2 separate regions of the Homo sapiens genome follow, and region 1 is linked to region 2. The links are chromatin loops, found by intact Hi-C in ENCODE. Cell type or tissue: dorsolateral prefrontal cortex. All regions are shown on one strand. Each heading gives the region's core, and the rest is flanking DNA. Links, peaks and the distances in the headings are about the cores only. Region 1 has its middle 21 kb from the start of MOBP. Region 2 overlaps MOBP (myelin associated oligodendrocyte basic protein).

Region 1 (12,554 bases), core at 3,162-11,161, 52 kb before region 2:
TGGGAGGCTGAGGTAGGAAGATTGCTTGAGCCTGGGAGTTTGAGGCCAGCTTGGGCAACACAGGGAAACCCGGTCTCTACAAAAACTTAAAAATTAGGCAGTGTGGTGGTGCATACCTGTAGTCCCAGCTACTTGGGAGGCTGAGGCGGGAGGATCGCTGGAGCCCAGGAGTTTGAGGTTGCTGTGAGCTATGACTGCACTACTGCACTCCAGCCTGAGTGGGAGAGTGAGAACTTGTCTTTTTTTTTTTTTTGAGACGGCGTCTTGCTCTGTCGCCCAGACTGGAGTGCTGTGGTGCAACCTTGGCTCACTGCAACCTCCGCCTCCTGGGTTCAAGTAATTCTCTGCCTCAGCCTCCCGAGTAGCTGGGATTACAGGCGCCCACGACCATGCCCAGCTAATTTTTTGTATTTTTAGTAGAGACAGGGTTTCACCATGTTGGTCAGGCTGGTCTGGAACTCCTGACCTCGTGATCCACCCACCTCGGCTTCCCAAAGTACTGGGATTACAGGCGTGAACCACTGCGCCCGGCGGAGACCTTGTCTTTTTTTTTTTTCTGTTTTTTTTAAAGTTTCAACAAAAATGAAATACCACCTGCTGATAACTCTAATAAAAAGAAAAATATATAATAGGTATTTGCTTTAAAGATTGTTTTTTTTTTTTTTTTTTTTTTTTTTTGAGGCAGGGTTTCACTCTGTTCCCCACGCTGGAGTGCAGTGGTGCAATCTCGGCTCACTGCAACCTCTGCCTCCCGGGTTCAAGCGATTTTCCTGCCTCAGCCACCCGAGTAGCTGGGATTATAGGTATGTGTCACCACGCCTGGGTAATTTTTGTATTTTTAGTACAGATGGGTTTTCGCCATGTTAGCCAGGCTGGTCTCAAACTTCTGACCTTAGGTGATCCACTCGCCTCGGCCTCCCAAAGTGTTGGGATTACAAGCGTGAGCCACTGCACCCAGTCCTAAAGATATTCTTGAAAAAATCATAATTGCAGTTGTTTACATTGTTGTGTTGCCAGCTCTCAGTTATTATGCTCATATTCTTTATTCTATGTAATATGTGTGGAAAAAATTTAAATCCTAGGTTGCTCCTGGCGTAACTCTGTAGACTCAACATCTGGAACTCTTTCTCTATTTTCAAGTTAATGTATTCTCAGAGCATGCAAAATAATTTGAATGACTGCCTAAGGAAGCACTAATACATGCTAAAACATTATGTTTTCTATAGCTAAAGAGCCCTTTGCAGCCACAGTTTTTTCAAATATTCCTAGAAAACAAGATCTGGCTGAACTGAAAATACTGATAGTATAATCAATAAGTTAGACTTGTTAAACAAAGAGTAAAGAAATGCAACATCTGAATTCTTTAAAGCCACAAGCCAGAGGAACAGATCTAAAGCACTGACTACTTAAAGCATTTTCTATCTTCAAACTTCTAGAAAAACAAATATTACAGAAGCCTTCTGTTCTATTTCACAAATCCTGACTGGTTTGAAGTGAAAGGAAATCAAGACACTAAACAAGTCAAGAAAAAAACCTTAAATACCATAAAATATTTATTAAAAAGACATTATAATTTGCAATGTATTTTGCAGGGAAAAAATGGAAGCAGGAATTGAATGCCTAGCTTTGAAAAATGGAAGCAGGAATTGAATGCCTAGCTATGAAACCAGTAGGCCTCTGAGAGTTTCACTGTATTTGCAAAATAAGGGATTTGGTTACATGATCTCCAAGTTTTATTTTCTGCCAAATAGTCCGTGGGTAACCAGGCTTCAGAGTTCCCCAAATGGTCTGATGAAACCCAATGTGGGAATGGACAAAGAAGTAAGGCTGCCTCCCAGGGTCACTCAGCTGCATGGTGACAGGATGGAGGCTGGTGCCTGCACCTCTGAAAAGAAGGGCAAAGCCTTCTTTGCATTGCACTTCCAGGCATGGATCACACTGATGCAGCCTGGTTCATTTATCCCTAGCTGTGCCTTCAACAGCAGCTGACAGATGATGGGACAAGTTCTGATACAACTCACAGCCCTAAGCATGATTGGGACCTGCAGTGCTCAAATCTGTACAAAGGTTAGTGGGATTGGTAATTAGAATGCAAAGTTATACTCTGTGTGATTAACAAAGATGCTGCAGATGCTGATAGATGTGACAAGCTCCTTATTTGCATGCCTGGATGCTAGCCCTCCCTTTCACTGTTTAGTTTTTCCAATCTCTGGTTCCATGAGACCAAGTCTTTAGCTTCACCTATAATGACTTTGCTCTACTATGTATCACTGGAATTGGGCATGAATATATTTGAAATCTCCAAATGTTCAAGCATAACATTTTTTTTCCTTTAGTAATCAAAGAGACTGTTACACATTTATACAATCTATTATATGCTATGTGCATAATCTGTCCATGTTATTATTAAAAATAGAATATTTCTCACAACTAATAATAAACTAAAATGGAAAGACTGGATAACATTCAATTTCTTATTGATTTAGTCTCTGAATGATTTTCCTTTAATAAAAGTATCATGTTTGTTAATGATTCCATTCATAATCTCTCTTTTAGAAAACATAGGCCAGGTGCGGTGGCTCAGGCCTATAAACCCAACACTTTGGAGGTCGAGGCGGGCAGATCACTTGAGGTCAGAAGTTCGAGACCAGCCTGTCCAATAAGGTGAAATCCTGTTTCTACTAAAAAAAAAAAAAAGCCGGGCGTGTTGGTGGGTACCTGTAATCCCAGCTACTAGGGAGGCTGAGGCAGAAGAATAGCTTGAACCCGAGAGGCAAAGGTTGCCATGAGCTATGATTGCACCACTGCACTCCAGCCTGGGCGACACAGTGAGACTCTGTTTCGAAAAAAGAAAAAGAAAAAAATATAATGTCTCATACAGAGGCTACATAAAATTTCCAGTGTTAGAACAAAGCCACTAATACCCAAATGTGGTCCTTTGCTCCCTTGGCATTGGAAGTTGTGGGCCTGTCACCCCTGGACTCCTGGGGTTGTGTGCAGAAGGGGGTGACCTGTAGAGCATTGCTGGTCCTGCACTGGAAAGTGATGGAAGTCTGAGATGAGGAAAACAGGGCAGACTCCCTCATTGCTGGAGGACAGTGGCGTGGTCGCCATTTCACAGTGCTGTTGGAAGAGGCATCTGTTGGAGCTCTGCAGAGGCTGGAAGAGTTCCCTGAGCCCATAGTTCTTACCTGGGTCTGCGGTCAAGAGCAGCACTGTGATGCAACGCTTCACTGAAGGGCATCCTGATGCCTAGTTGAGGACATCAGGGGAGCCAGGGCTCCCTCTGCAGGGAGGGAATGGGGCAGGGAGAGAGAGAGAGAACTGGGTCTATCCTGTGAGCACCTCTGTCCTGGGCACTGGGTCCTCTCTGCACCCACTCCTCTCTTCCCATCAACCCCTGAATAGGGCTCCAGAGGCCAGAACTGGAATGGGGAATCTGTGTCCCTACTCATTCCTTCAGACCCAGCTTGGAAATCTTTTCCCAAGAAGATTTTCAGGCTCCCAGCTCCCTGCTGAATGAAATGCCCTCTTCTACGTTCTTACAGCATCCTTTGCTAACACTTTTGAAAGCCTTTAACCTGGCACATGAGCTGTCTCTGGCTCTTTGAGGCCAAAAACTTTGTGGTATTCATCTCTTTGTCCCCAGAGATTCACATAAGACTTAGTCCATGGTCCTTTTTTTGATTGCCGATGGAAAAACAAACAAACGAATGAATGAATGAATATAATCCAATGACTTGCTTTTTGTCCTTTGCCATAAGAAAGGAAGGAAGAAAGTGATTTGAAATTTAAAAGGCCACCAGTCCTGGAAACCCAGAGGTATGTCCCGATGTGCCCATTTCAGTGGCAGAAGCAGTACAGGATTCAGTGTGGGCTCAGGAGCCAAAAAGCTCAGGTTTAAATCCAGGTGTTGCCGTTTGGTCTTGTGATCCTTGGGACGTGATCTAACTTCTCTGTGCTTGGTTTCTCCTTGTGTAAATTAGAGAATAGTAGTGCCATATCATGGGGTTGTCAGGAGAATCAAATGAATTAATATATCTAGAGCCCTTAGAATATTTTCTGGCATGCAGCAGCGCTCCAAACATGTCAGCTGTTGCTGCACTACAGTTTTTAATACGCGATCATTCTTTTTTTTTTGAGATGAAGTCTTGCTCTGTTGCCTAGGCTGGAGTGCAGTAGCGTAATCTCGGCTCACTGCAACCTCCGCCTCCCAGGTTCAAGTGATTCTCCTGCCTCAGCCTCCAGAGCAGCTGAGACTACAGGCACATGCCACCACTCCCAGGTAATTTTTGTATTTTGAATAGAGACGGGGTTTCACCATATTGGCCAGGCTGGTCTTAAACTCCTGACCTCATGATCCACCCACCTCGGCCTCCCAAAGTGCTGGGATTACAGGCATGAGCCACCGTGCCCGGCCAATATGCGATCATTCTTAATGCCCAAGCAGAGATGAGGGTTAGGCCAGGAACTGCACTCTCCTTCATAGTTTATCACTAAACACAGTTCAACCATGAAAAGAAAAAGAAAAGAAAACCTGTTTCACTCAAAATTAGATAATTTCCTCCAGAGAGTAATAAATGAGAGACTGTCTTAACTTGATTAAAGGAAGCTTCAAGAAAATGAGTGTAAACCTCTTACTTAATGATAAAACAGTAGACTCCTTCCCAAGATAAAAACGAATGTTACTTAGGCTGCAAGGATAAATGACAGATGAGTTGAGAGTGCTGCATAAAGGGCCAGAAATGGGCAAATTCCAGACAGAAGATTGGCTGACCAAATTGATGACCCCCATTTCATAAGGTATTGTGTCCTAGCAAGTGGGGAGATAAGACATGAGAGAAGTCCCTGATACAACTGCTTTGAGTGAAGGGCTCACATATACCCTTTTCTTTCCTTTTTTATAACTTTGAAAAGTCATCTTTTAAAATTTCAAATTTTGACCATCAACATAAAATATTCAAGACACTTGGTACTATATAATATATAGGCAACAGAAGAGGAGAAACCCTATTTTAAGTGTGTAAATATCATCTGCCACATTAAGGTAGGGATTTCTCATATCAATTCTACATAGTGCTAATTTTTGTATTTTTAGTAGAGTTGGGGTTCCACCCTATTGGCCAGGCTGGTCTCGAACTCTTGACCTCAAGTGATCCTCCCTCCTCAGCCTCCCAAAGTGCTGGGACTACAGACGTGAGCCACTGCGCCAGGCCAAAACACAAGTCTTTTAGAAATGTTTAAATAGCTCATCTGATCACAGTATCACCATGTGAATATTTTCTAACTTTTCCAACTTAATTCTATATTGAAAAATAAGTTGCTTGGCCTGGAATAGTCCCTAGATACCTGTAAGAACAATTTTTTAAAAAATTAATATTATTTTAAATAAATTACAGTTGTATACATTTAAGGGATACACTGTGATGTTTTGATATAGGTATACCATGTGGAATAATTAAATCAAGCTAATTAACATATCTGTCATCTCACTTATTTTTTCAGAGGAGATATTTGAAATTTACCCTCTTAGTTATTTTGAAATATACATTATTATTGACTATAATCACCCTGATGTGCAGTACATCTCAAAACTTACTCCTTAAATAAGTTAAGTGGGGAAGTGAGACAAGGGTGGAAATAGGCCAATAAAGGGTACATTTCTGAGACAGTAAAGCTGTGGTCAACTGGGGTTTCACACACTGGGAGCTCAGGGAAGCCATGCAGAATTGAAAGCAAGCAGCGAGTGGGCAGATGGGGAAAATGATGAACAAGTTCCTTCGATTTGGTGATCATTGTGTTGTACTGAAAGCTTCAAAAATGGAAGTTTTTGGGTGCTCCATTCACTGAATATTTTGATTAAATGGTTTCAATGGGTTTTAAGCAAAAACAAATCAAAAATTAAAATAAATATTTTATAAAAATGAGTAGGGGCACAGTTTGATTTACACAGTAGTTTTTCAAAGGTTCAAAAATTTCTAAAATCTGATGATCAGTACCAAACTTCAAATAAAAAGTGAGCAAAATTCATTTAAAAGAACAGTCATTAAATAGAAAGTCACCTTCCTGGTGTGATCTGTAAATGCGTGTTCTGTAGCTGCACATTTTAAACTGTCATTTTAGGGCACAGTCTTCTTAAAATACCTACTTATTTTTGGAGTGGACATTGAGGCTTCCTCAGCAGATTTCTATCTCTTTTGGGGAATGTGGGAGGTGGGAGGATCAGTGAATCACCACAGCTCCCACATGGAAAGTAAAAGCTTATAGACAATTTGTGCAAGTTCCATAGTCATCTCCAACTTTTTGGAGAAACGGATTTAACACCTAATTTTCTATTAACCTTGATTTTCATTTATTTGAGCTCATTGCTACCAAAAGCTTTATTGCAGAATGCAAAATCATTGTCAAATAATTGAATCAGTAGTTGCAGATTTACATTATGTAGAAAAATGATAAAGCCAGTGCAGCAAAAGCAGAGTACTCCGTGTTCTTGATGGGAGGATTTCTCAGCTTCTTTCTTACCTGTAATTTCCCACCTACCCCAGCAACTGACAGTCCAGCTTTTTGCATTTCACATGCTGCAGTTAATTGTCACTGTGTATCTTGTTGGTACTCACGTTGTTAGCAGGAGCAGCAGCTGGGATTGCTTTTATCAGCATCCGAGACAAGTAGGAACTGACTGTCTCTGGGCCTCATGTCCCAGCACATTCTATAATTTTAGCAAGTGCCTTGAATGCTGTCTTTGAAATGCAGGTATTGGTTAAGCTGCTGCATTTGGAAAGAGCAGAGCAAGCAGATATGATTACTGCTGATCATCTTTCACTAAGCATGTCTAAGTGAGAGTTCCTTTTACTGCACGTGTGTGTCACGTGCCATGACCAGAAGAGATAATGGCCCAAGTGGGGTGGACACAGTGGATGCTTACCAAACCCAGCCTGACTTATTTTAATGCAGCAATTAAATAATACTTTGGGCTGGGCACGGTGGCTCACGCCTGTAATCCCAGCACTTTGGGAGGCCAAGGCAGGCAGATCACTTGAGGTCAGGAGTTCAAGACCAGCCTGGCCAACATGGCAAAACCCCTTCTCTACTAAAAATACACAAAAAAATTAGCCAGGTCTGGTGGCATGTGACTGTAATCCCAGCTACTCAGGAGGCTGAGGCAGGAGACTCACTTGAACCCAGGAGTTGGAGGTTGCGGTAAGCTAAGATTGAGCCACTGCATTCAAGCCTGGGTGACAGAGTGAGACTCCGTCTCAAAAATAAAAAATAAATAAAAATAAAAATAAAAACTTTGTCACAAAATGGACAATCTTGGACAAATGATAAACTGGAAAGGACACAGGGAAAAGAGACCTAAAATGGGTCTGTCCCAGACCGTTGGGATGTTTGCTCACCTCTGTCAAGCATGCCATCCAGCTCCAGCGGCTTGTGGGCCTTGGTGGAGTGTGGAAGCTGATTTGGTTAATATCTCAGTCTCCAGTTGCGATGCGGCAGCGAGGACTGAAATCTTGGAAAATCCCACTCCCAAGCCCGTACTCGTTGCATACATGACACCTCCAGCCTGTGATCACTTTCAGCTGTTTCTACTGACTCATTCTGGCCACAAGAGGGCAGTATAGCGTAGTGAGTATGAGCACAGACAGGTCAGGCTTCCCGAATTAAGATCACATTTCTTCCCCTGACTTTGTGACTGGGCAAGTTACTGAAGATCTTTGAGTTTGAGTTTCAACATCTATAAAATGAGAATAATAAAAACATCAAATAGGGGTGTCGTGGGGGAACAGATGAGATAAATGCATGAAGTGCTTGAAGAATATAGTCATATAAAACTTAACGATGGGAATACTTTCTGAGAAATGTGTGGTTGAGGCCATTTCATCATTGTGCAAACATCACAGAGTGTACTTACACAAATAAAGATGGCATAGCTTTTACACACCTAGGCTATATGACATAGCCTACTGCTCCTAGGTTACTGTCTTAGTCTGATTGTGTTGTAATAAAGGAACACCTAAGGCTCAGTAATTTATGAAGAAAAGAAGTTTATTTGGCTCATGGTTCTGCAGGCTTGAAGCATGGTGCCAGCATCTGCTGCTGGTGAGGGCCTCAGACTGCTTCCACTCATGGCGGAAAAAGAAGGGGAGCCCTCATGGGCGGAGATCACATGGCAATAGAGAAGCAGCAAAAGAGTGGGAGGGCAAGGTGGCAGGCTCTTTTTAACAGGCAGATCTCAAGGAAACTCATAGAGTGAGAACTCACTTATTACTGCGAGGCTGGCACCAAGCCGTTCATGAGGGATTCCCCACACCATGGCCCGAAGGCCTCTCGTTAGGCTTCACCTCCAACACTGGAGATCAAATTTCAACCTGAGGCTTGGAGGGGACAAATATCCAAACCATAGCCACTATAAATGTTTACAACATGTTACTGTACCGAATACTGTAGGCAATTCAAACACAATGGCGTTTGTGTATAAAAACATATTTAAACAAAAAAGCGGCAGTAAAAATGCAATAAAAAAGATAAAAAATAGTACACCTGTATGGGGCACTTAACATAAATGGAGCTTGCAGCACTGGAAGTCACTGTGAGTAAGTCAGTGAGTGAGTGTGAAGTCCCAGGACATTACTGTACTCTGCTCTTGACTTTATAAACACTGTACATTTAGACTACACTAAATTGATTTATTTATTTATTGAGGCAGAGTCTCACTCTGTTGCCCAGGCTGGAGTGCAGTGTTGTGATCTCAGCTCACTGCAACCTCCACCTCCTGGGTCCAAGCGATTCTCCTGCCTCAGCCTCCTGAGCAGCTGGGACTATAGGCACATGCCACCACACCCAGCAAATTTCTGTATTTTTAGTAGAGATGGGGTTTTACTATGTTGGCCAGGCTGGTCTCGAACTCCTGACCTCAGGTGATCCACCCCCTTGGCCTCCCAAAGTGCTGGGATTACAGGTGTGAGCCACCGCGCCTGGCCTAATTTTTGTATTTTTTGTAGAGATGAGGTTTTACTATGTTGCCCAGGCTGGTCTTGAACTCCTGACTTCAAGTGATCCATCCTCCTCCGCCTCCCAAGGTGTTGGGATTACAGGCTTGAGCCACTGCGCCTGGCCTCTAGCAGTCCTGCTCTGAGGTTCTCACAGTCCCACCTTCTCTCTGCAAGTAGCTGAAGAGTCAGAATGAAGAACAGGAGGAGAAGACGTGTGTCATTGAATGTTATTTCCAATTTGAAATTTTTGCCTCAATTGAAACATTTACTTCATTTAAGATAGTGTAATTACTGATTGATGCAATGGACTGAATATTTGTGTTCCCCGACTCCCACCAATTCATATGTGGATATCCTTACCCCAGCATGACAGTATTAGGAGGTGGGGCCTTTGAGAGGTGATTAGGTCATAAGGGAGAAGACTTCATGAATGGGATTAGTGCCCTGATAAAAGGAACACCAGGAAGCTCTCTTGCTCTCTTTCTGGTATATGAGGCATAAAAAACAGTCAGCAGTCTGTAAGCCAGAAGAAGGCCCTCATCAGAACCTGGGGCCATGCGGGCATCCTTATCTCCGACTTCCAGCATCCATAACTGTGAGAAATGAATTCCTGTTGTTTGTAAGCCATCCACTCTGCGATGCTTTATTATGGCAGCCTGAATGGATGGTGAGAATATATTTTGTTCATCTCACTATGTTCTATTTGTCTTGCCTGTTTTTCTTTATCCACTGTTTTAGAATTAATCTTTAATTTAAAAATTTAAAATTGAGATATGATTTATTTACAGTAAAATTTCACCTTTTTTTGTTTACTTCTGTAAGTTTTTAATTTTTTTAAAAAATATTTAAAATTGTTTTTGAGACACAGTCCCACTCTGTCATCCAGGATAGAGTGCAGTGACGTGATCATGGCTTACTGCAGCTTCAACCTCCCTGGCTCAAGTGACCCTCCCACTTCAGCCTTCCAAGTAGCTGGGACTACAGGTGTGCACCATCACACCCAGCTAATTTTTGTATTTTTTTGTAGAGACAAGGTTTCACCATGTTGCCCAGGCTCAAGTGATCCTCCTGCCTTGGCCTCCCCAAATGCTTGGATTACAGGCATGAGTATTTTAAGACAGATCTCACTCTACTGTCTGGGCTGGAGTGCAGTGGTTTAATCATAGCTCAGAGCAACCTTGACGTCCTGGGCTCAGGAAATCCTCTCACCTTTGCCTCCTGAGTAGCTGGGACCACCAACACACACCACTATGCTCAGCTAATTTTTATTTATTTTTTGTAGACATGGGGGTCTCACTATGTTGCCCAGGCTGGTCTCAAACTCCTGGGCTCAAGTGACTCCTGGGCTCCTACCTTGGCCTCCCAAAGTGCTGGGATCACAAGCATAAGCCACCATGCCCAGCCTAGTTCTATGAGTTTTGACAACACATACAGGTCATTACCACCACCATGATCAACATACACAATAGTTCCATCACCCAAAGAATTCTCCCGTGCTCTTTTATAGCCTTCCCCAACCTCCTCCTACCCCTGCCCCTGGCAACTGCCAATATTTCTCCATCACTTTAGTTTTGCCTTTTCCAGAATGTCATATAAATGGAATGATGCACAATGCAGACTTTTGTGTCTGGCTTCTTTCAGTTAACATAATGCATTTGAAATTAATTCCTGTTGTTGAAAGTTCCAATAGTTTCTTCCTCCTTACTGTTGAGTAGTATTCCATTGAATGAACGTACCAGAGTTTGTTTATTCTCTCACTAGTTGAAAGACATTGAGTTTCCAGTCCTAGTTTCAGTATTTGGTAATTATAAATGAGGTGATAATAAACATTTGTGTATCAGTTGAGTTTATTTCTTTAGGGTAGTTAAGCAGTGGGATTTCTGAGTCATATAGTAAGTACACCTAGTTTAACTTTTTGAGAAACTGCCAAATTGTCTTCCAAAGTGGCTGTCCTATTTTCCAACCCCACTAACAATGTTTAAGAGTTCTGGGCCAGGTGTGGTGGCTCACACCTGTAATCCCAGTACTTTGGGAGGCTGAGGTGGGCGGATCACTTTGGGCCAGGCATTCGAGACCAGTTTGGCCAACGTGGTGAAACCTCCTCTCTACTAAAAACACAAAAATTAGCCGGGTGTGGTGGTGCACACCTGTAGTCCCAGCTACTCAGGAGGCTGAGGCAGGAGAATCACTTGAACCTGGGAGGCAGAGGTTGCAGTGAGCCGAGACTGTGCCACTGCATTCCAGCCTTGGTGACAGGTTGCTCTGCAACCTCACCTGCATTTGGTATTGTCAGAAATTTTCAAAAACCCATTTAATGGGTTAATAATGCAACATCATTGTAGACATAATTATATGCCCCTAATTATTAATGATGTTGAGCATCTTTTTTGTATTTGCCACCTATATTAATCTTCATTCGTAAAGTGTCTTTCAATTGTGTTTTCATTTGAAACTTGGTCATATTTTTCTATTTCTTTATATGGCAAGTAATTTTGGATTGCATCTTGGACTTTTTATTTTATTTTTTTTAGAGACAGGGTTTCTCCATGTTGGCCAGGCTGGTCTTGAACTTTTGGCCTCTAGTGATCCACCCGCCTTAGCCTCCCAAAGTGCTGGGTTGGTTGGTATGTTGTGTTGATTCTCAGTCTTGTTAGTCCTCTGGAGAACATTTGGGGGGTTTGTTTTAGAAGGCATTATTCAGCAGCTTTTATCCTAATTATTTCTTCCTTGAAGATAATCTGTCTTTTTTCCTTTGGCTGCTTCTCTTCATGTATTTTTTTTCCTAAAAAATTTTTATAAGTGTGTCGATGTGTGAATTTCTTTTTATTTATCATGCTGAGGGTCTTACCACATCTTTAGACTTTGAATTGATGTCTTCCAATATTTTGAGATACAATTTTTATCCAGCATTTTTTCAAGCGTTGATTGTCTCCTCTATTCTTTCTCCTATCCCTCTGGGATTCCGGTTAACTACATGCTGGACTTCCTTACTATTTTCTTTAGTTTTTCTTTTGTGTGTTTCATTCTTTTTTCCCTCTGTGCTGCATTCTGGATATTTTATTTAAACTAGCTTTTTCTTTTCTTTTTTTTTTCTTTTGAGACAGGGTCTCACTTTGTTGCCTAGGCTGGAGAGCAGTGAGTTGCTAGGTTGGAGTTACCTAGGCTGGAGATCTTGGCTCACTGCAGCCTCAACCACCTGGGCCCAGGTGATCCTCCTACCTCTCAGCCTCCTCAGTAGCTGGGACTATAGGCATGTGCCACCACGCCAGGCTAATTTTTTGTATTTTTTTGTAGAGATGTGGCTTTGCCATGTTGCCAGTCTGGTCTTAAACTCTTGGGCTCAAGCAATCCTCTTGCCTCAGCCTCCCAAAGTTCTGGGATTACAGGCATGAGCTACCACACCCTGCCTCAACTAGCTTTTTGATTCACTAATTCCCTATTCAGCTGTGTCTAATCTGATTTTATACTAATCCGTTTAGTTGGTAATTTGCATTTTAAAACTTCTGAGTTTTAAAATTTTTATTGTGTTTTTTTTTTTTGTCCAATTTGCCAGGAAGTTTT
Region 2 (12,554 bases), core at 1,501-9,500:
ATAAAAAGCCTTATTATTGAAGAAAGGTCATCTTCCCATAGACTTTTTGCCTACCTTTCATTGACTAGAATGTGGTCACATGGGGGAATTATATAGATTAAACAAGGCATATAGCACTGCCAAACAAAATCAAGGTTCGTTACTGAGTTATTAGGCAGTCTACTAGTCCTATTAACCATTATGAGTTTGCTATTTTAAAATTATTATTGTATGATGTTGGGGATTTCACTTAAATTCTTCCCCAATTTTCTCATCTGTAAAATGGGGATAGTAGGAACTATCTGGAGGGTTGTTTGGGGAATTACAAATATTAGATATAAAACATATGGAACATACTAGGTGCTCAATAAATGGTGGAGAGGTTTTTGTTTTCCTTTCTTTGGATCCTTCCCTTCACTTTCTTCTCCTTCTTTGAATGCTTACTTCACTTTTCTCTCCTGTTTAGTTTTAAGTTATATGGAAACCTGGAGAAGATTATATTTTGCAGTTTCAAATTTGTTTTTTTTTTCCTCATCCTGCCAGAGAGTTCATAGTTATCTTTGCTTGCAATTAGGTGGTATCTTTTGTGAAAACGTCATGCAGTGTTTATAATTTGTTTTTAACCACTAAAGTAAATAAAGATGTGATTAATGCTTAAGTATCATCAGAGATACACAGTGAGATAAATAGAGTGTGTCTAAAAAACTCAGCAGGATTAGATAGGTCATTTAAATGAATTCTCATCTGTGAAAGGAAAATATAATTTATTAAGCAAGTTATTTACATTAGTTACAATTTTTTATTTACTTTATTTCATTTCATATTTTCAAAGCCCCCCCCCGCCCCCCGAGTTACGTGTTGTTATTATTACAGGAAACTGAGTCTAACCAATTAGGAATGTATTTGGTTACTTGTAACTGAAATAATAGTGGTTTATGCAAGGTGGAAGTTTGTCTCTCATATAAGAGGTGTTCAGAGTTCAAGAGTCCAGGCCTGAAACAACAAACTCCACAGTCCTCCAGGATTCAGGCTCCTCTGGTATTTTTGCTCCACCACCTCACAGGAAGTGGCTTCACCTGTGAAGTTGAGCTGTGGTCCAAGATGGCTCCTGTACCCAGGAGTAAACTGCTAGACTACAGTTTGTGCACATTTTTATCCTCACTAGACAATCCCAAATTGTTTCCAGAAATGCACAGTCTTTGCAAGCACACGTAGAACAAGGTCATAAAGCAAATTTGAACAACTGTTGGAGTCACTGTCATAGCGACTGCTTTCTCTAACTGCATTAAAATGAGAAGCCAATGTAACAAAAATATCTCCATATATTTGGAAATTTTACAATAGATTTTGTAATAACTGATGAATTGAAGAAGAACTCATCCATAATTAAAATGAAGATTAAAAATTATTTTAATATTTGTGGCATGCAGCTGAAGTTGCACAATGGAAAAGGTTATAGCCATAAATGTACATATATGAAGCATTTGACTCAATAAGGAAAAAAAAAATAACACAAATATAAAGAAAATGGAAGAAAAGAAATTATAGGCCAGGCGTGGTGGCTCACACCTGTAATCCCAGCACTTTGGGAGTCTGAGGTGGGAGGATCACTTGAGCCCAGGGAGAGCCTGTCTCTACAGAAGAAAAAAAAAATTAGCTGGGTGTAGTAGCACGCACCTGTAGTCCCAGCTACTTGAGAGGCTGAGGCAGGAGGATTGCTTGAGCCCAGGTGGTTGAGGCTGCAGTGAACTGTGATTGCACCACTGTACTCTAGAATGGGCTACAGAGTGAGACCTTGTCAAAAAAAAAAAAAAAAAGAAAAGAAAGAGGAAAAAAAGAAATTATAAGTGCATACAGAAATGAATAAACTGGGGGAAAAAAGAACAAAGACAAGAAAACCACTTCCTTACTTTTGAAAAAAAATGAAGTAGATAGCTTCTGACAAAAGTACTCAAAAAAAATGAGAGAAGATACAAATATAGAATATAAACTATAGAGAAGATTATAATTACAGATTTATTACAAATTTTAAAAACGGTAAGAGAACACTACAGACAACATGAACTTGAAAAGTGAATGATTTTTTCAATAATATAAATTTGAAAAATATGTAAGGTGTGGTCCTACTTTTTATTAACTGTATATTTACAGGTAAATATTTTCAAAGAAAAAAGTTAACATATTTTACAAGTGGCTAACCATGGGGTAAGAATTTATGAATTTGTATTATTTTCTTTTTCTTTTTTTTCTTTTTTTTTTTGTTTTTTGAGACGGATCTTGCTCTGTCGCCCAGGCTGGAGTGCAGTGGCCCGATCTCGGCTCAGTGCAAGCTCTGCCTCCCAGGTTCACGCCATTCTCCTGCCTCAGCCTCCTGAGTAGCTGGGACTACAGGTGCCCGCCACCACACCCAGCTAATTTTTTTGTATTTTCAGTAGAGACGGGGTTTCACCGTGTTAGCCAGGATGGTCTTGATCTCCTAACCTCATGATCCGCCCACCTTGGCCTCCCAAAGTGCTGGGATTACAGGCGTGAGCCACCACGCCTGGCTTCCTTTTCTTTTTTTTTTGAGACAGAGTCTCGCTGTGTTGCCCAGGCTGGAGTGCAGTGATGTTGGCTCACTGCAAACTCTGCCTCCTGGGTTCAATCAGCTCTCCTGGCTCAGCCTCCTGAGTAGCTGGGATTACAGGCTCCCACCACCACGCCCGGCTAATTTTTTTTTTTCTTTTTTTTGAGACGGAGTTTCGCTCTTGTTGCCCAGGCTGGATTGCAATAGTGCAATCTCGGCTCACCACAACCTCTGCCTCCCGGGTTCAAGCGATTCTCCTGCCTCAGCCTCTCAAGTAGTTGGGATTACAGGAATGCACCACCATGCCCAACTAATTTTGTATAAAAAGTAGAGATGGGGTTTCTCCATGTTGGTCCTGCTGGTCTCGAACTCCCAACCTTGGGTGATTCGCCTGCCTCAGTCTCCCAAAGTGTTGGGATTACAGGCGTTAGCCACCTCGCCCGGCCTGGCTAATTTTTATACTTTTAGTAGAGATGGGGTTTCACCATGTTGACCAGCCTGGTCTCGAACTCCTGACCTCAAGTAATCTGTCTGCCTCGGCCTCCCAAAGAGCTGGGATTACAGGCATGAGCCACCGCACTGGGCATATTATTTTCATCCATCTGAGTTTTCTAACTTTCAGCAGTGAATATAGATTTTTTTAATCCACTAATTCACTGGAGGGGAGGAGCTGCAGAAGTGCCTGTAGGTCACACTTCCCTCAGGGCCCATCCCAAGTTTACTATCAGTCCCGGACAGGGACCCTTCTGGCGCTGGCAGAGAAGTCCTGGTTTCTGTTGTTGTGAAGTCTCCAAACTCCATTCTCTATCTTTCTCTTCTGGAGTGATTTGTTTCCCCAACTTTCAGTCTTTGTCACCCTAGGACATAGACTCATGGATCTTTGAGACTTATCCCACCCCTGGGTCCATCTCTAGTCCTCTGAAGTCTAGTCTGGGCCCAGCACCTGGACTCCTATTCCTTGGGAGGAGGGTTGAGTCTATAGGAAGCACAAAACAGTGTTGGACCTGTCTAAAGTGCTTGGGATGCTGGAGTCACACAGATGTGGATTCAAATCCCTTGCTGCCTCTTACTGGCTTATGGACTTAGTCATGTTCTGTAGATTTTCCATCTTTAGTTTGTTAATAATGCCACATTAAAAAATGAGATAAAGTATGCAAAACAACTATACACAATGGTGCTCAGTAAACTGTTACTTCTTCGCTGTTAGTTATTTGCTTTATTAAAGGAAAAACTTTAATAAAACAAATTCAATTTAACAGAGTTTAATTCAGCAAAGAACAATTCACAGATCAGACAGTCCCCAGAACCAGATTAGTTTCAGAGGGACTCCAGGGCCACCACACGGTCAGAAAACATCGATGGACAGAGAAAGGAAAGTGACAAATAGAAACCAAAAGTGAGGTACAGAAACAGCTGGACTGCTTACAGCTGGAATTTGCCTATTTGAACACTGTTGGCTGTCTGTGATTGACTAAAACTCTGTGATTGGTATAAGACTGGGTTACAATGTACCCATCCGGTTAGGTTACGGTTTACTATGTACAAATAAACCGTTAGGTGGAACTTAAAATATGTAAGGATGTGGCTTTAGGCTAAACTTAATTTAACAGCCTGTATTTCCAAGGAATTTACTAGCAATCCTGGTGTGTTATAAAACGATGACTCTGATTTAGCATGTGAGGCTTAGCGTTTTTAAATTGGAGGGTGGCATGGGGCCGATAGTTGGGGAAGCAGTATATAGAACTGCTTAAGCAGGTACCCCAACTAAGTGCTGTATTTCTGCCACCTGGGAAAAGAGTTAGGAGGGCAGTTTTTTGTTGTTGTTGTTTTTGTTTTTATTTTTTTGTTTTTGGAGACGGAGTCTTGCTCTATCTCTCAGGCTGGAGTGCAGTGGCGCGACCTCAGCTCGCTGCAATCTCCGCCTCCCGGGTTCCAGCGATTCTCTTGCCTCAGCTGCCCGAGTAGCTGGGATTACAGGCACGTGCCACCACACTCAGCTAATTTTTGTATTTTTAGTAGACACCGGGTTTCACCATGTTGGCCAGGATGGTCTCAATCTCCTGACCTCGTGATCCGCCCGCCAGTCTTTTCAAAAATATAAACATTTTACTAAAGGAGGGAGAAAACATTATTTTGAAAGTTGGATGCATTTTCAGGTGGTTGTGTTAGGAATGGCGAGGTTCTTCCAGGGAAGAGAATTACTTTTTCCTTCAGGACCATGCATCGATGGATAACTAGAGGTGATGCTGCCCCCTGCCGGACATGGTCGGGGGAGACAGGGAGTGAGGGAAGTTGTCATGGAGTAAGAAACAATTTTCCCCTGAAGTGCTGGGGGAAGAAATGACTGGGCGGGGGTGCAGATGGGCATACAGTGACCCAGGCATTACATCAGCTGGAGCAGTGAGTGGGATTTGAGAATTCAATTAGGGAAGGAATTCAGAGTCACAGTGGGCTTCAAATCTCCTTCTTATCACATACTAGTTATTTCTCAAACAGTTGGAGTAAGAGCTAAATTTTCTGTTATTTGTGACGGGTGCCTGAGCCGTTTGGGAAAAGGTGACCCTAGAAGGCCAGAGGAATTGGGAATGCCTGGGTTGCCTGTGGAGAGTTGAGTAACAGTCTCCATGTGCTGGGCACCTGAAGAAATTACTCCTGAAGGTTAATCCTAAAGTGTTTCACTTCATTATTTCCCATGGGAGGAGAAACTCTAGCTGAACTTCGCGACCTATGTAGGACTTGGGGAAGGGCTTAGCAGACGTTTAGGGTCTTTGCAATGAATCTGACCCTATAAGTCAGCTGCAGCTTCTCATTGGTCTATACATACCTGTCTGGGTAAAGGGCTCCTTTGAATATATCTGATCATCTCCTTTTGAAAATTCAGCAATTTCTCTCCTAGGAGACTGCTACTCATCCTACCTTTCTGAATACCCATTACTCCTTCTTCCTGCAGCTTGAAGGCAGGTCCACGCCTCCTCCTGGAAGCCTTCCCTTGACTGACTCCTCGCTGAGTTCACAGGTATCTCATCCGTGCCCGACGTTGTGCCCCCTTCCATGAGGTGAAGCGCTCTCAAAATGAGAGCTTTAGGTCCTGAGTTTAGAATGCCTGTTTCTTCATGGATGTCCTTGGCTCTTTAAACTCATTGTGTCTCAGACCCATGAGATGATCTCCCTCCTTCTCATCTACTTCGACCTCTGATTAGCTGATGGCATGACTGTGTTCCCAGTCACATGGGCTAGACACTTCACCTGCCTCATTGCCTGTGTCCTGGCTCTATTATGTCTTCCAATTCTGCAATGCAGATAGGATGAGGGCTCTCGGGGGTAATGCAATTCACTGTGTATCTGCTTAGGTATCAGTCATTCCCAAGCCCTCATCTTTGGCCAGATGAAATGCCTCTGCCCATGAAGTTTCACCTTGTTCTCTAGCCCAACATATTGCCCTCTCTTCTGTGGACTTTTCATGCCATTGCACCAGCACATTCTCATGTTGCAGAGCATGCTGGCCTTGTATGACACTCACTGATGTCTGTGGACATTCCTCTACCTACAAGGTGAGCTCATTGTGAGCAGGATGTTTATCTGCTCTACCCACTTCCTCATCTCAGTGACTTGTACTTATTTGGTCTCAGTAAATGAAGTTTTTCTGGCCATTAGCACATTATGTGCATTCTAATCACTTACTTGCCTGTATCTCCCACTGGTGGATAAGTTTCTTGAGGACTGGACTCAGCATGATTTAGCTTTGTGTCCAGTATGTGAACTGAGCACTGTGCCAGGCAAAACCAAAGTGTATAGTAAATGTTAAATTAAATGGGTGAAGGTAACTTCATTTATTATTTAGTATTTATTACACCTTAAATAACTCTAACATTAAAAGTTTAGTGTTAAAAAAATGAAAGATTTGCCAAAAGCAGATGAGCCTATAAGGGAAATGGACAAGGAGAGACTAGAGATAGAGGAGGAGATCTAGGAGAATGTGGTGTCACAGGAAAGGAAAGACTTTAGATGGAGAGAGACCAAATATGAAGGCAATTGGTTTAGCAGCATGGAGGTCTGTGGGGAGCTATGTAGAGTCATTTTTCCTTGGGAGGAAAGGGCCAGGAGCCACAGTGGGGTGCACTGATGAGTGAGTGAGTGGAAGATGTAAAGATGGAGGGAAAAAATATTAATACCTTTTCAAGAACTTTACCTATACAAAAGAGGAGGGTAATAGGGAAGCAAAAAGACACGGGAGCAGGATCCAGAGAGGATTTTCTTTTAAAATGGGGCATCATGAGTATGTTAAAAGCTGACAGAATGGGGAAAACTTTCTGGGAAAAATACAAAACCTTTAATAAGATCTAAGATACTTAATTACATAAAACTATTTTTGCATGATAAAATCAAGTGAAACATTGGGAAAGAATATTTTTAACATACATAACAGATGTGACACACAATTTTGATGATCACAAACAGAGGTGCAAAAACAACGTATTTGTAACTGCATTCTACCTGCTTCTCAGCTGTCATTTCTATTTGTAGTAGAAGACAACCACACCAACAGACAAAAAAATTAAAATATCCCCTCAAAGTTATTTAGTTATTGTTCTGTACTCATCCTTAAAAACCCAGATTATAGGTTCTGTCTTCAAGGAATCCATCCTTTTTCCATGCTTTGTACACACTTGTATTGGCCAACATAACAGTGTTTTGTAATTACATACTGCACATATGCATCTCCAACCTGACCCTGAGTTTGTTGAGAGCAGAGACATTCTCAGTATCCAGTTTATGCCCATTAACTAAGTTGATTCCTGTTGATTGATAGTCACGTAAGTCCCCTGTGGGCTTCGGTGTTTTGCAGTGTTAGGTAGGACTATTTCTGCATCTGTCACATTCCTAGAAGGACTGTTTTCAGTCTCCAGCAAGCTCCCCTGTTGCCCCTTCTGAGTCGGAACCCACCTTCTCCAAATATAACTATGCTCTGATTTCTAGCACCATCGATTAGTTTTGCCTGTTCTTGAACCTCCTGTACACACAGCTTGTTTTCTTGTGTCTGACTTCTTTTGTTCAATGGTATGTCTGTGAGATCAAAATGTGTTGATGTATGTCAGCAGGTCAGCAGTTTGTTCTTTTTCCTTGTGTAGTATTTTATTGCATGAATGATGATTGTTTTAATAATAAATAATAATAAATTTTTTATTTTGCTTTTTAGAGAAAAGGCTTTTCCTAACTCTAGAATATTATTTAGTCAAGGATATGTTTGGTTTTAAATGTTTTCCTATCTTACATGGGTCTCTAAAACATAAGGAAAACAAGAGCCCATGTTTCTTTTTCTCCTTAAAAACACGATTTTTAAAAATACACAAATGAAAATTAATGAACTGTTAGTTGAGTTCCTTTCCACAGAGTTGGGGGGAAGTTGGTCTTCCAGGGTGTTGCTCTGTAGGGCCCCCCTGAATGTTACCTTGGATTATGGGAGTAGCAGGGGGCTTCCAGAGTAGAGGGCTCCCTTTCCTGATGTGCGTTTATGTCTCCTCCTGTCTCCTTGCATCGGCGATTTCCAGTGAGATGAGTCAGAAACCGGCCAAGGAGGGTCCCAGACTCTCCAAAAACCAGAAGTACTCCGAACACTTCAGCATACACTGCTGCCCGCCGTTCACCTTCCTCAATTCCAAGAAGGAGATAGTGGATCGGAAATACAGCATCTGTAAGAGCGGCTGCTTCTACCAGAAGAAAGAGGAGGACTGGATCTGCTGCGCCTGCCAGAAGACCAGGTAAGCGGCCGCCCAGCCCCGCGGCACCAGTTGGGCACAGCGCGTGGTCTCGGCTCCCAGCACGCCCCTCCCGCTCCGCACCCCACTCTTCCCCCTAGTCGGCTCCGGGTTAGGCTCCGACACCGGAAGGCACTCCAGGGAGACTGGAAGGTGGGTGGGGGAGCAGGGCCTTCCTACCTGTTTCCAGCTCCTGCCAGCGTCGCTTAAGCAGCAGAGGAGAGCCCTGGCTCCCGCCTCCAGCTTCTTTTGGCCCTCTCAGAACCAGCCGCCGTGCCAAGTCCCCTCAGAGGCCCAAGCAACAGCCAGCTGCGCCCCCCGCGGTGGTCAGAGCGCCAGCCAAGCCACGGTCCCCTCCGAGGTCTGAGCGTCAGCCACGGTCCCCTCCGAGGTCTGAGCGTCAGCCACGGTCCCCTCCGAGGTCTGAGCGTCAGCCACGGTCCCCTCCGAGGTCTGAGCGTCAGCCACGTCCCCGCCCAGAGGTCCGACCACCGCCAGCCAAGCAGCGTCCCCCTCAGAAGTCCAAGCAACAGCCGCGCAGCAGCCCCCTCAGAGGGCCAGGCGCCAGCCGTGGGGGGTCCCCCGTCAAAGCTTCTAGGTTCTGGTAACACCATCTCTTCCCTTTTGTTCCCCAGCCCTAAGGTTAGTAGTTGCTTCCTGTGTTTACTAACACCGGGCTGTCTCCATGGCCCTCTTCAGCCTTATTACCCAACCTGTGTAATCAGCTCCCTCCATTAAATCCCCTCTGTTTGAAATACCTAGTGTGGCTTCTGGTTTCCTCCTAGGTGCTATTGGTGCATACTTCAGGTGGCTGTGGCCATTGCTTCCGTTGTCTAATAGGACTGGAAGTTGTTAATCTATCAATTGAGATTATTGACCATGGTAACAGATTGAATAAATGAGTTCCTCAATGCCTATGCCTCAGGGAGATAACGAATGGTGACTCTAATCAATATCCGTATAAGTAAAAGGAGAGGGTAATCCATTGGACCCATCCATCTCCCAACACACTTCATCTGATGTCAATCTCAGTGGCAATACCATTCATTCATTCACTCATTCACTTACTCAACAAATCCTATTGCATACCTGTAAAGTTCCATTTGATGTGCTGGGGGAAGGGAATATGGCAGTGAGGAAGCCGTGTTGTTTGAGATTTACCAGGACCAAATAAGAGAATAGGTGTCATCGTGTAGGGATCAGTGCCCTAATGTTTTCATAATATGCATGTACATGGGACCATGAGAACCATAAGCAGGGAGTTATTGGCTCTGTAGGCTATTTTTTTTTTTTTTTGAGCAGTTTTAGGTTCACAGCAAAATTAAGGGGAAGGTACAGAGATTTCCTCTATATTCTTGCCCCAATACACACATGCCTGGCCAATTTTTTATTTATTTATTTATTTATTTTACTGTTCTGAAGGTATATCAGCATGCCAACTTTTTAGACCTTTTACTATTTGGAACTGAATCTGTTTATAAGTTAGTAGTGGGTGTTAATTGTATTTGAGATTCTCATATCTACTCTGATACCCAGCACTTGTGTAGCATCTACTATGTGTAGGTATCACATGATGTTTACTGATTTAGTAGGAAGAAGAGTCAATGGGGAAGAATGTTAAAGATGCCCCTAGAAAATGTGATTTTTGGGTCACCACTAAGGCCTGGGTATGTGCCTTTTTAGTAAGCATTCACCCCGCAAAGGTACAGTTATGTAGACAGTACGCAGACTACACAATGAGCAATGCTGACCTAAACAATCCATAAATGAATAATCCAGATTATTTGTGATGTGAGGTAAAGAAATGTGGAGAGTGATAAATTTATGGTACCAAAAGTGAAAGCATTAAAAAGGCACAAGATTAGGCAAGTTTAATTTGTGAAGGAAGTAACTAGTCACTAAAACTTTAATAGCAAGTTGTATGACAGGTTACCTAGTCATTAACTGAGTCCCTCTTAAGGACCCTGAGTAGAAGGGTCCTAGGACAGGTAAGTATTGATATATGGAAGTAGTTAGAAAATGTATGAAACAGAGGAAATTAATTGTATAAAAGGCATGCCACCTATAGTGGTGGCTTTGGGTGGCTGGAGTTCAATCAGGACATGGAAAGGAGTTAGAAGACAATGAAAGCAAACTTCACCATACCCACAGATTTGTCTGGACCTAACCTGGATCAGTGTATTCACCTAAATTCAGGAGATACCCTAGTGTTGGTGTGCTTTGACTCCCTCAGTTAACTAATTTCAGTGGGTATCAGAAGGTGCCTCCACAGGCCGTTATTACCTCCTCAGCCATTGTCCCTTACCTGGGAACAGAGGATCTGAAAGTCTTCATTCGTAATGTCCCCTGACTTCACTTATGCACTGTCTTGAGTCCTATTTGAGATATTCATTTTTCCTTCTTAGATTCCCAAAGGTCTTCAGGTAATATATTGGAGCCACTTCTTCATCATATTGTCTATTCCTTTTATTGATACTGATTGACTATTTTGAATCAAAGGAGTGGGAGGCAGGTTGATGTGATGGGAAATATTTGCTCTTAAGCAGAGCTACTAACTTGCACATGAAGAAAGGGTAAAAAAGATTTTCTGAAGCCAACTTGCTTTCTGAAACAGTGCTATTTCTGAGGTATTGCTTTTAGAGGTTAAATAATTTTGGCAAAGGCCTAATTGGATTCTTAATAACTCCCTTGGATAGGTCTTCTCAAAAACCAGAGAATGATTTAATCTTAGAAACTGATTGTACGATTTCCAGCATCCTGATTAAACATGGTAGCATTCATAATATTTGATAGGAGGAAACCGTGGCATCTCCCTCTTAGTTTATTCTGTCCTCCCAGTTCTAAGATTTTAGGATTTCACAAGGTTGTCCTTGCCTTTGGGTTTAACAGGTATGTCCTGGGCCTCTTTTGGTTTCAGTGTTCTGCTTTTGGGAGCTGGGGATCTGTGGTTCTTTGAAAACCACCATGGCTGTGGGTGGTTAATTTGGAGTCAATCAGTCACATATATTGGGAAGTGCTGTGTGTGCCTTTGACTCATTTTTTTCTGCACAGCATGTTTTATATTATTAAATTGAGCCCTGCACACAAGCAGCCTGGAAGACTATGATTTTCCAGGTAACAGCAGAGCTAGAGAAAAGGCCTGAGCTCTTTGCTTTCTGTTCAGGCTCTTGTTCTGCCTGTGTCTCAGGTTGCATTATTGCTTTTATTAGTTTGGGTGACTGAACTCTTGAATTTTGCCCTATCTGTGGCATATACTCTTTCCTATCTGGGAGCAGTCCTTTATACATCCTGGTGGTCCCTATAGCACAATGCTTATGCAGAACAGATGCTTTTGCAGAGGCCTAGGTTAGCCAGAGAGGCTTCCAGTCCTGGGAGCTGTGTGTTGTTTTGGAGTGTGACAGCCTCTGCCTGGTCACAGGTCCTTACCTGGTCCAGACCACATGGTTAACTACGCCTTCTCTGATAGCCTTAACCCAATTGTCTCTCATTCTCCTTCAACACTCGTTTTATAAATCCCTGATTCTAGATCAAGCTCACAACCTGCCTGCATTGGTTTTCCAGCTGCTGAGGATGGTCATGTGTGCATAGAGCTGCTGAGTGCAGTTTGGGAAAAGCTTTATAGCCTGGTGGGTTGGTGCCACCACAAATGGATGAACCCCAGCCACTCCCCAGACTGTCCTGGCTCCACCAGCCCCCACACGTTCATCAGAATATGCATCTGTCTTTAAATCCTTCCCCTCAGCCTCAGAGGTTGAAGCATTCATTCGCTGATGAGGCCAGTCCCCCACCCCTCCCTGTGATCTTCCAACCTCTTATCTCCTTTGAGGTCTTGCTGTACAACTTAGCAACCCCCCTAACCACTTCAGCCTTTGTATCTTGTCTCTTTCTCATTAGCATTTTGACGTGTTTTGCTCTCTCATATTGACTGTTTGTTCACGTCTGGCCCTATCCTCTTTTCTCTCTACCTTAGACAAATTTTAAAAAGAATAGTGTAAACTCGTCATCTTTACTTCCTCAAATCCCATTTGCTCTTCAATTCATTGTGTTCTAATTTCTTCCCTTAGCACCCCCGCCCCTGGAATTCCTCTTGTGCAGATTCCTCCAGAAGTAACAATGCAAGGGCAAGAAGTTTATTTGGGAGGTGAAGGGGACACTGGAGGAATGTGGGAAGCAAGATAAGGAAGGGAAAGAGCCAATTAAAAAAAAGCATTATCTAACCAATTCTCACCGTGGGTTCCTGGGACTTAGTCCTG

Evidence for each region. Peaks named below come from ENCODE experiments on the same cell type or tissue, not always from the same donor. Only the 100,000 strongest peaks of a DNase experiment are listed, where the experiment ranks them.
Region 1: a loop joins it to region 2, with 11 times the contacts of the local background. A loop is called at or near these places in 72 of 110 quality-filtered maps.

What each region holds. Positions count from the first base shown.
Region 1 is chr3:39,440,447-39,453,000 of GRCh38, forward strand. No RefSeq gene overlaps it. Among named protein-coding and RNA genes, the nearest start is that of MOBP, 21 kb to the right of the region's middle. RefSeq lists a silencer at 7,519-7,688. In dorsolateral prefrontal cortex, for the core only: CTCF peaks have their summits at 7,606 (motif pointing right) and 7,817; a DNase peak (open chromatin) is centred at 7,585; H3K4me3 peaks cover 1,281 bases; H3K27ac peaks cover 4,303 bases.
Region 2 is chr3:39,493,972-39,506,525 of GRCh38, forward strand. MOBP (myelin associated oligodendrocyte basic protein) reads left to right here. Exons shown (of 4, transcript NM_001393704.1): 3 at 8,095-8,304; 4 at 8,564-9,056. The coding sequence starts at 8,099. The coding sequence ends at 8,909. Among named protein-coding and RNA genes, the nearest start is that of MOBP, 33 kb to the left of the region's middle. RefSeq lists an enhancer at 11,921-12,420. In dorsolateral prefrontal cortex, for the core only: CTCF peaks have their summits at 4,804 (motif pointing left) and 5,007; a DNase peak (open chromatin) is centred at 4,800; H3K4me3 peaks cover 3,763 bases; H3K27ac peaks cover 8,000 bases.